Regions from separate parts of the Homo sapiens genome. Here region 2 is linked to region 1. A link is an interaction called in ENCODE POLR2A ChIA-PET data of the cell type or tissue named here. Cell type or tissue: OCI-LY7. All regions are shown on one strand. Links, peaks and the distances in the headings refer to the core of each region. The heading gives the core; the rest is flanking DNA.

Evidence for each region. Peaks named below come from ENCODE experiments on the same cell type or tissue, not always from the same donor. Only the 100,000 strongest peaks of a DNase experiment are listed, where the experiment ranks them.
Region 2: POLR2A ChIA-PET joins it to region 1 with 6 read pairs; 2 of 35 experiments call an interaction of 5 or more read pairs at or near these places.

What each region holds. Positions count from the first base shown.
Region 1 is chr19:42,481,864-42,487,235 of GRCh38, forward strand. LIPE-AS1 (LIPE antisense RNA 1) reads left to right here. Exons shown (of 3, transcript NR_073180.1): 2 at 3,233-3,360. It also overlaps the pseudogene LOC732229. Among named protein-coding and RNA genes, the nearest start is that of CXCL17, 42 kb to the left of the region's middle. In OCI-LY7, for the core only: no CTCF peak of the experiment used is centred there; no DNase peak of the experiment used is centred there.
Region 2 is chr19:42,153,134-42,158,505 of GRCh38, forward strand. It overlaps POU2F2-AS2 (POU2F2 antisense RNA 2), which reads left to right. Exons shown (of 2, transcript NR_186341.1): 2 at 2,574-4,388. It also overlaps a transcript of POU2F2 not described here. Among named protein-coding and RNA genes, the nearest start is that of POU2F2-AS2, 3.3 kb to the left of the region's middle. RefSeq lists an enhancer at 1,861-2,389. In OCI-LY7, for the core only: no CTCF peak of the experiment used is centred there; DNase peaks (open chromatin) are centred at 1,548 and 2,068; H3K4me3 peaks cover 490 bases; H3K27ac peaks cover 868 bases.

The DNA of each region.
Region 1 (5,372 bases), core at 276-5,275:
CCATTCCATTCCTTAAATGTCATTGGTCTGTAGGGTTCTGTCCTAATGTCCTCTTCTCTTTCTATATACTCATGTTCCCTCTGTGACTTCAGTTATAATTGATACCTGATGAATGGCCCATCTCTCTCTCTCTCTCTTTTTTTTTTTTTTTGAGATGGTGTCTTGCTCTGTTGCCCCGGCTGGAATGCAGTGGTGTGATCTCGGCTCACTGCAACCTCTGCCTCCTGGGTTCATGCCATTCTCCTGCCTCAGCCTCCCGAGTAGCTGGGACTACAGGTGCCCACCACCACGCCTGGCTAATTTTTTGTATTTTTAGTAGAGACGGGGTTTCACTGTGTTAGCCAGGATGGTCTCAATCTCCTGACCTTGTGATCTGCCCGCCTCGCCCTCCCAAAGTGCTGGGATTACAGGCGTGAGCCATCACGCCGGCCATCTCTCTCTCTCTTTAAACAGAGATGGGGTCTTACTCTTTCGCCCAGGATAGAATGCAGTGGTGCGATCATAGCTCACTATAACTTTTAACTCCTGGACTCAAGCAATCCTTCCACTTTAGCATCCCAAAGTGCTGGGATACAGGTGTGAGCCACTGTAACCAGCTAATTTTTTTTTTTTTTTTTTGAGACAGAGTCTCGCTCTGTTGCCCAGGCTGGAATGCAGTGGCGCAATCTCAGCTCACTGCAAGCTCTGCCTTCCGGGTTCACTCCATTCTCCTGCCTCAGCCTCCCGAGTAGCTGGGACTACAGGTGCCCGCCACCACGCCCAGCTAATTTTTTTGTATTTTTAGTAGAGATGGGGTTTCACCGTGTTAGCCAGGATGGTCTCCATCTCCTGACCTCGTGATCCGCCCACCTCGGCCTCCCAAAGTGCTGGGATTACAGGTGTGAGCCACCGTGCCTGGCCAACTGTGCCCAGCTAATTAAAAACTTTTTTTTTTTTTTTTTGGTAGAGACAGGGTCTTGCTATGTTGAACAGGCTGATCTTGAACTCCTCTGGCTTCGAGCTATTCAGCTACCTAAGCCTTTCAAAGGGCTGGGGTTACAGGTGTGAGCGACTGTGCCTGTCCTCCATCTCTCTCGTTCTCTCTCTCTCTCTTTTTTTTTTTTTTTTTTTTTTTTTTTTTGAGACAGAGTCTCCCTCTGTCGCCCAGGCTGGAGTGCAGTGACATGATCTCTGCTCACTGAAACCTCTCCCTCCCGGGTTCAAGCGATTCTCCTGCCTCAGCCTCCCAGGTAGCTGAGATTACAGGTGCCCACCACCACACCTGGCTAGTTTTTGTATTTTTAGTAGAGACAGCGTTTCGCCTTGTTGGCCAGGCTGGTCTCAAACTACTGACCTCAAGTGATCCGCCTGCCTTGGCCTCCCAAAGTGCTGGAATTACAGGTGTGAGCCACTGCACCCAGCCCTCCATCTCTCTGGAATTGTATATCTCAACAGTTTATTGGACATCTGCTTTTGAATATGCAACATGTCCAAAAAAACTGAACTTATCTTGCCTCTAAACTTGATTGTTTAAAACAAAATTTTAGCCAGGTGCAGCAGCTCACACCTGTAATCCCAGCACTTTTGGGAGGCTGAGGCGGGAGGATTGCTTGAGTCCAGGAGTTTGTGACCAAGCAAAGAGTAAGACCCCATCTCCATTTAAAGAGAGACAGAGATGGCTGGGCGCGATGGCTCATGCCTGTGACCTGGGCAACATAATGAGACTTCATGTCTTAAAAAAAAAAAATTAGCTCGGCGTGGTGGCATGTGCCTATAGTACCAGGTACTCAGGAGGTCGGGATTGCTTGAGCCCCGGAGGTTGAGTCTGCAGTGAACTGTGATCACATGACTGCACTGTAGCCTAGGTGACAGAGTGAGACCCTGTCTCAAAAAATTAAAAAAAAAAATTTCAGTGGATGGTACCCCACAAAGATCCACACCGGAAATCTGGCCACCATCTTTGATTACTCTTTTATCACCCCCACATCTAGTCGATCACTCAGTCTTGACAATACTACCTGCTAAATATCTCTCAAGCTGTCCACTTCTTTTTCCAACCTTACTCACACTACTGATTCAGCCATTTCCTTTTCTAGATCACTGCAGCAGCCTTCTCTCTGATTCCACTTTTTTGTCTTCAGTCTAATTCCATGCCACTCTAATTCATTTTCTGCAGTGTGGGTGAAGTGGATGTATGAAACAAAATTCTAATCACATTTTCCCTAATATTAAAGCCCTTTAAATGGTTCTCTGTTGCCCTCAGGATGCACTTTGATCTCTTCAATAGGGCCCCCAAGCTTTTTTTGTTGTTGTTATATTACAAATTTAAAAGAACTCAGTCTTCTCCAGCTTCATCTGTGCTAATCCTGCCCCCACCTTTCCCCCATTCTTGTACTCCAGGTACACAACACATACTTTAATTCCTTAAATACCCCTGTTCTCTATTGTATCTGGGCCTTTGCAGTTATTCTGTCTGCCTAGAATGCTCCTGTTACGCCTCTTTCTTATCAACTTTAGTTATCTTTGGTTTAGACATCCCTTCTTCTGTGCTATGCTATGCTAACACCCCAACCCCAGGTCATGCTTCTGAAGTACCCAGTACTTACCCCTGTGTAGCGCTTACCATGCCCTCTCAAGATTACCTGGTGAATGTATTGTAAGCATTTTGTATGCAGGGACTACATGTCTCACTATTGAATCCTGGGTCCTAGAAAAGTAGCTATCACATAATAGATGCTCAGTAAATACACATCGTTACTTTGGCTATGTTTGCCATTAAATCAATTAAACAAGTGGTACAAAGCTGGTAGGGAATGACCAAAAATGGGGTCCTAGGCTTCAATGTTAGGTTTTTTTTTTTAAAAGTAAAGTCAAAGTTCAGATTATTGCAGTTTTACAGGTTGGCTATGGGTCTTAATGGGCTTATGGGATATTACAACTGAATCTAAACTCTGTCCAGCTGGTACAGTCTTTATCCAGGCTTCAGTGTTCTTTTTTTTCTTAAAAAAAAAAAAGCTTTATTGAGATATAATTTATATGCCATACCACTCACCCATTTAAAGTATATTCCTCAATGATTTTTTCCCAGAGCAAGAGTGGAAGTTTATTTTATTTTATTTTATTTTTATTTATTTATTTTTTTTTAAAAATGGCCATGCATCTGCTCTTTAATGTTTTCCTATGATGTATTAAAATAAAAACAAAGTTTCAGTCTCTTCACAAGAAGTAATTTATATTCTCTGAATTTTTTCAGCCACAACAACTGGATTCTCTTTTCTGATTTTTGCTGCAGCTTCTGCTTTGTAATCATACGGACAGTTGTGCTTGTCAGAGTTAACGGTGAAGTCCACAAAACAAATTTCCACATCGGCAGTCAAACCTGTAAGACCAACTTTCTTTCTGCACATGAAACATCTGTTTTTCTTTGGTTTGGGCAATTCAGGAGCTTTTTCTTTACTCTGAGAAGTACTGGGCTGAAAAACTGATGGGCTGGGCTGAGTGACAACTGGCTCTCACACCTCTGTTTTCGGGGTAGTTATTTTGTCCTCTGTTGAAATGCTCATTTCTGTCATTTGCTGAGTTACAGGCAAGGCAGCCGCAGGCACATTTCTTGATTTTTCAGATGTGCTGCCAGCAGCACCTTCACAGTTGTTTAAGCTAGTGTCTGCTCTCTGTACAGATGCAGAATCTGAGGTAGGACTGTTGGAACCACTAGCTGTCCCCATTGGGCTCATTCTGCCACTATTCTGCTGCCTCTGAAGATGTTCTTTGTAGCAAACTGAACACATTCCATTTGTCCTAGGATTTCCATAAAAGCCACATCCTGTGCTACACAGCATGGGCCCCGGGGTCTGGTTAGTCTCCTGAGCCATATTTTTCTGCCAGGTCTGAGTTCCAACCATCCCCATGGCCAAAGGGATTTTATTTTATTTTTAAGATGGAGTCTTGCTCTTGTCGTCCAGGGTGGAGTGCAATGGTGTGATTTCGGCTCACGGCAACCTCTGCCTCCTGGGTTCAAACGATTCTCCTGCCGCAACCTCCTGAGCAGCTGGGATTACAGGCGCCTGCCACCATGCCCAGCTAATTTTTTTTTTTTGTATTTTTAATAGAGATGAGGTTTCACCATGTTGGCCAGGCTGGTCTCCAACTCCTGACCTCAGGTGATCCACCCACCTCGGCTTCCCAAAGTGCTTGGGATTACAGGTGTAAGCCACCGCGCCTGGCTGGAAGTTTATTTTTAAAAGTCTTTAGAAAATAAAAAAAGAGAAAGTATGCTTGGAAGACACCCAAGTGCGTGACTTGAAGAACAAGTGCCTGATTTTTAGTATAGTCACAGAATTGTGTAACTGTCACCATAATCAATCTTCAGAACATATTCATCACCCCAGCAAGAAACCCCATACCCATTAGTAATTGCTCCTTTTTTCACCCCACCCTTCAGCCTCCTCTCTCCAGCCCCTGGGAACCCTAATCTACTTCTTTGTTTCTGTGAACTTGCCTATTCTCAATATTTCATATGAATGGAATAATATGTGTTCTTGTGACTGGCTTCTTTCACTTAGCATAATGTTTTCAAACTTTATCCATGTTGTATCATGTATCAATACTTTATTTCTTTTTATTTTTTACTTAAAATTTTTTTCCTATACAGATGAAGTCTCACTGTATTACCCAGGCTGGTCTCAAACAACTGGGCTCAAGCGATCCTCCCACCTTGGCCTTTCAAATTGTTGGGATTATAGGTGTGAGCCACTGTGCCCAGCCCCGTTTCTTTTTATTGCCAAATAATCTTCCATTATATGTATATACCACGTTTTGTAAATCCATTCATCAGTTGGTGGACATTTGAGTTGTTTCTGCTTTTGGCTATTACAAACAATGCTGCTTATGAACATTTTCTTTCTTTCTAAGAGATGGAGTGTTGCTCGGATCACTGAAACCTCCGTCTTTCCAGTTCAAATGATTCTCCTGGCCCAGCCTTCTGAGTAGCTGGGATTACAGGTGCACACAACTACACCCAGCTAATATTGGTATTTTTAGTAGAGACGCAGTTTCACCATGTTGGCCAGGCTGGTCTTGAACTCCTGAGCTCAAGTGATCTGCCCACCTCAGCCTCCCAAAGTGCTGGGATTACAGGGGTGAGCCATCAAGCCCAGCCGTGGACATCTGTGTATGAGTTTTTGTATAGACATGTTTTTATTTCTCTTGGGTATATACCTAGGAGTGCAATTGTTGGGTCATATTATTACCAGAATGGGGTCCTGATCAAGTCCCCAAGAGAGGGTTCTTGGATCTTACACAGGAAAGAAGTCAGGGTAAGTCTATAGAGTAAAGTGAAAGCAAGTTTATTAGAGAAGAAACAAAAGAATGGCTGGTCCATAGGCAGAGCAGCC
Region 2 (5,372 bases), core at 108-5,107, 330 kb before region 1:
GCTTCGGACAGGAGGTTCCAGCGAGAGGTCTGTGGTGTGCGAGCTGCCATGGACGCAGGGTGTGCATGTGTCCTCAGGCTCTGCTGGGGGATTCTAGGACTGCACATACCCGAGCGTCTTGGCCCGAGTCATGTCTGTGTGTGAACATGAGTTCATGGATGTGTCCCAGGAGCACTGGGTGGCTGTGTATGCACTTCCATGAGTGTTTCCCTGACGCTAAGTCTCTGTCTGTCCCTTGGGGATGTATCCCAGGAACACCTCAGGGATCTCCTCTGTCCCCAGTTAATGGGGTAGCTATGTGTTCCCATGTGCTCTGGGAAGCCTGTGTGTGTTGGCGTGCGCATGCCCCTGACAGAGTGTGTCTGAGCACGGATGCTGCTGTGCGTGAGCCTCCATGGGTCCCGTGTGGATCTGTGCCTGTGCCTGTGGGCAGCTGCGTGTGCTTCAGGGATCTGCGCGGTGGTCTCTATGTGTACTGGAAGCAGGTTCTCCTCATGAGTGTCGGAGAGTCCATGCGGTTTCTCTGTGTGTCTATGTGATGCTGTGTGTCCCTGTGTGCCGATGGTCGAGTGTGTTTCCACAAGTGGGCTGGAGGCTCTGGGTGTGTCCCTGTGTGTGTCATGGTGACTTGGTGTAGACGGCACGGTGTATGTGTGTAGAGGCTACAACCCTGAGTCTCTGAGTGGGGGAGGGTGGCGAGGCAGCAGGGGCTGCCACGGAGACACTGGCTAGCCGGTTTTATCACTACATCATCTCCAAATCCCAATGTCAGGGCCTGCCTGCCTTCTTTCCCTTCCCTGCCAGAGACCCCAGACCCCTGCCAGGATGGGCCCAGGCCCCCGTCCCTCCCCCGGCACCTTGGGCAGGCTGTACCTCTGCTCCTCAACACCCCTGCTTTGGTGGATGCCACCTCAACTCCACCAAGCGACCTCCGTCCCTCCCAACCCCCCCAGCGCCACCCGCTCCCCCCGCCCTCCCCCCACCACAAGTCCAGTCCAACCCAGACAAAAGCAATTACTCCAGAGGTAGGATGTGAGTGTGGGTGTTAGAAACAGGAAAAAAAGGGGGGGACAGGGAGGGGGAGCGAGAGAGACACAAACAGAGGCAGGGATGGACAGCCAGAGACCCCGAGAGACGACAAGAGAAAGAGAACGGCAGAGTGAGAGACAGAGGCACACGCAGAGAGATGCACAGAGAAGCAGAGACAGAAGATGAAAGAGACTGGAAGGGACACAGACACCAAAACCAGGAGGCAAAGGCAGAGAAAAAGAGCAGAGGAAGGGCAAATGCAGAGAGCACGACAGAGAGAGACGCAGAGACAGTGACTGGAGAGACGGAGAGAGAAACAGAGAAAGAGCACACAACAGAGCAGAAAACCCAGTGATGGAGCCACACAGAGAGAAGACGCAGATAAAGAGAGAACGGGGGCCAGAGGCAGGGAGAACTAGAAAGGGGGCAATGCACAGAGAGGAACAGAAAGGCTGAGTGAGAGTGAGAGAGAAAGGAGACCAGAGAGATAAAAGGCAGACGGCAGATAGTGGTGGAGGGGAGTTGGTAACCCACTAGAGACTCTGAGATGGCAAAGCTAGAGAGAAACTGAAAGGGGATCACGTCCAAAGTGATGTCTCTCACACACACACACACACACACCTTTCTCCCCATTCCCCAGGCCAGAAGTCAGGGATGCTCAAGCCTTTTTCCACGTTCCTCTGGGCCCCTGTGAGCCACGGTGGGGAGGGGACAGGGTGAATGGACAGGGATGATCTCAGGTAGCTTCAGGGACCAGCCAGAGCCGACTGGGACCTGATCACATGGGTAGGGAGAGCAGTACATCCCTCCTTACCACACACCGCCACCTCACCCTCCACACACAGTCCACACACACCAGGGCCTTGGCCAATTTCCTCGTACTCTGCCAGGCATGGCCAGCCTGGGGGGTGGGGGGCCAGGTGTGAGGTCCTTCCTTCCTGCCCCACAGTCCTGCCCACCTGCCTCAGCTGCAGCTGCCCCGCACTGTTTTTTCTTTCTCATTGTCCCCTGCCTTCAGCCCGGCTGCCTTCATCTTTCTCTGATGCACTCTCATGCGCTCAGCTCGCATGCACGCGCCCTCTCTTTCTCTCTGTTCCTTTCTGTCTCTGAGTCCCTCACTCTGCTTTCCTGCCTCTGACTTTTCTGCTGTTTCCTCTTCCTCTTTGCTCCTCTCCGTTGCTCTGTTCCCCTCTCTGTGTTTCTGTCATGAGGTGCATGCTCCCTGGGTCTCCCTCTCCCTCCACTCCCATCTGGTGTATTCTGGATTCCCCTTTCTTAGACAATCCCTCTGGCCCTCCTATCCACCTCGTCCCCAAGAAAAGCAAGGTTGGGCACAGTGGTCCTAGCCTGTAGTCCCAGCTACATAGGAGACTGAGGCAGGAGGATTGCTTGAAAGTTTGAGAAAAGCAAGGGTGGATCACTGTGTAAAGGACCTCAGAAGCTGTCCTGGAGTGCTAGGAGTGGGTGAATACTTCCTTTCTTGTTTTTCCCTCAATCACCTTTTATCCTCCTCTCTTTCCTACCCCACCTCACACCCACCCCAGGCCGGATCTCTGGATCTCCCCAGCCTCCAGATCTCAGTGTGGCTCTCTCTGGAGACAAAAGCTAAGACTCAACCCACAGGCAACACTCAACACAGAGATCCAGCTCAGAAAAAAAGGAGCTGACCAGGGAGGAATGGAGAGGCCAAGACACATAATGAAGACTAAGAAAAGGAAGAAAGATGATGCTGGGGCTGGAGCCAAAGGGAGAGGAAGAGGAAAGGAAGGAAAGCCAGGGGCAGAGACCTGGCAGGGCAGCGTGAGCCCAACAACCACGGGGTGGGGGTGGGGCGCGCATCAAGATTTCTAACAAGCGCAGCTGAAAACACCCAGGGCCGTTCTCTGAGGCCTTCTCTCTGCCTACCAGCCCTCACCAGTGCTTCGAAGAGCCCTGAGGAACGTCTCTCTATTTGAAGTCAGAGCCGAGTGCCTGCTCTCGGCACCTGGGGCTCCATGCTTACCAGGATGGTGGGTACTTGACCTTCATTTGCTGTGGGACTGTCAGGGATTCCAGGGACCCACTGGTCCCCGAACTGGCTCAGAGATGCAAGCCATTTTTACCTCCTACACATCTATAATCCCCACCCCATGGCTGACAAATATTCCCAGTCCACAGCTGTCTCCACCCACCCAGTGACAGAGCACAGGCAGCCAAAAGGATCAAGCAATCTCTTGCCACCTCCCAGCACCCCAGAATGCTAAACAGACCCTCACATCTGGACTCCACATCCAGCGAGGAGTGCCCCTGCCCACCACCCAGATCACACAGCTGCCAGTTACAGACCACCCTATAGGTCCCACCACACGGCCATAGCCCACCAGCATCCCAGAGCTGCCTCTACACTAAAGCTCTGTCCCAGCCCAGCCATCCTTCAAGCCACATCTGGAATAGCACACACCCTATTCCACTAGCCAAAGCCCCCAGGGGTGTAATTCAGAAGGAGGCAGACTGGGCCTGGGGCATGTGGACAAGTCCCTGACACCACGCCCTGGCTTCTCCGGCTTGTCTGAAGAACCTGAACTGCCCTTAAGGCCTGCGCCTCCCATCCCAGGGCAGCCCCCCCGCCATACCTACACTCTTGGCCATGGGAGAATGTCCTCATGTGCGGCTAAACATCCTCCTCATGCAGCCTTGAATTCTGTTCCTTCCACGTCACCTCACCAGACCCAGGATGAAAGCCGCTCACCTAGAGCAAAGCTTCTGCTTCCGAGGCATTCAGGACTCCCCTCAGGGTGTGTGAGCACCCTGGGGCACATGCCTGTTGCTTATGTCTGGGTTACCTCTGTGACCCTGGGACCGCTCCACATTGAAGGCCGTTGTGTCTTTTTGTGGAAGGATGGAAGGACAGAAGGGAAGGAGAGACAAAGTGGTACCACAGCCCTGTTCTTGCCCTGGCACTTGGAGGGCACCAGATACCCAGGGGACTGTAGCTGGCTGTGAGGACTCTAAGGCCAGGCCAGCATACACAGTCCCCAATAGTGAGTAGGAGCCCAGTCAGTCCACACCCCTTCCCATCCACTCGAAATGTAACTTAGCCCTCGGCTTCTCCTTACCTTTCAGGAGTTCTCTCCTTACCCCCAAAGACTTCCTGAGGACCCCCTAGGCCAGCCAGCCTATCCCTCTCTCCCCTAACCCAGCATCCTGCAGTCCCCTGGTTCAGATTGGTGGTGTCTGTGCCTGAACCCCCACGAGCCTGAAAGCCCCTCAAAGGCCACATGGGTCTCCCGCCTCTCTGCATCTCCAGATGGTGGCACGAGGCCTAGCACACAAGGAATCCCAGAAAATGTTGGCTGAAGGAATAAATGGATGGATCTAGGTTTATGTGTCTGTTTGCTCACTTATTTATTCATTCAGCTCATGCTTGCTGAGCACTTACACTGTGCCAGGGACTGAGTATAGACAGATGTGTTAGACAAACAGAGAGGTCCCCTCACCCAGAGGCTTCTGAGAGCAGACATTAACCATATAGAATATAATCAGATACGGTGATAGTGCTCAGGAGGGAAAAGGAGGCATCATCCAGCCCATGGGTCAAGAAAGGCCCTCAGAGTTGAGGAGCCTTAGATGGGGAGCTGAGGAGGTAGAGAAGTGAAGCCAACCCAGAGTGGAGAGAAGGCCCTGCTGTGGGTGGGAGGAGATTTGGAGGAAGGGCCAGAAGGGAGAGGAGGAGGGGGAGTCACACGGGAGCATAGGCAGCAGAGGCCACCACAACCCCAGGGCTGGGAGGGGGTCTCTCACTCATCCTGGGGCTCCAGCTCCCACATAGAGCATTGAGGAGGCCTCCAGACATGTTTGGGGCATCACTCACCTTCCAAGTGTGGCTATAAAGGAAAGACAGAGCAGGTGAGGGCGATGTTTATTGTAGTTGTTGTTTCGTAACAAAACTATACACCTAAAAGAGTATGGCTTCCTTCAAAGATGTCTCCTCAGGAGGCCGAACTTTTTCTTGAACCACCTGATATTTTGGCAACAGCCTTCAAGGCCAGTTTACAAACTCCATCAGCAAAGCATCTCTCTAGTGTATAATCATCTCTAGTTTCTATTGAAAAACCAACAAGTGGCCCCAGTATTATCATTGCTAAATTCATCAGAGCTGCTGCTAAATCAGACTTCAGGTGGTCTCCGAAATCAAATTCACTCCCAAAGTGCAAAAATTTGCCACACTGTGGAGATACCAAAAACAATGGTGGGTTTTGGTGAGGTAAAAGAATGAGAGCTTTAAGGTCAGGCAAACCCAGGTTCAAATTCTAACTCTACTGCTTACATGTTGGGTGGCCTTAGGCAAGTTGCCTTCACGCTCT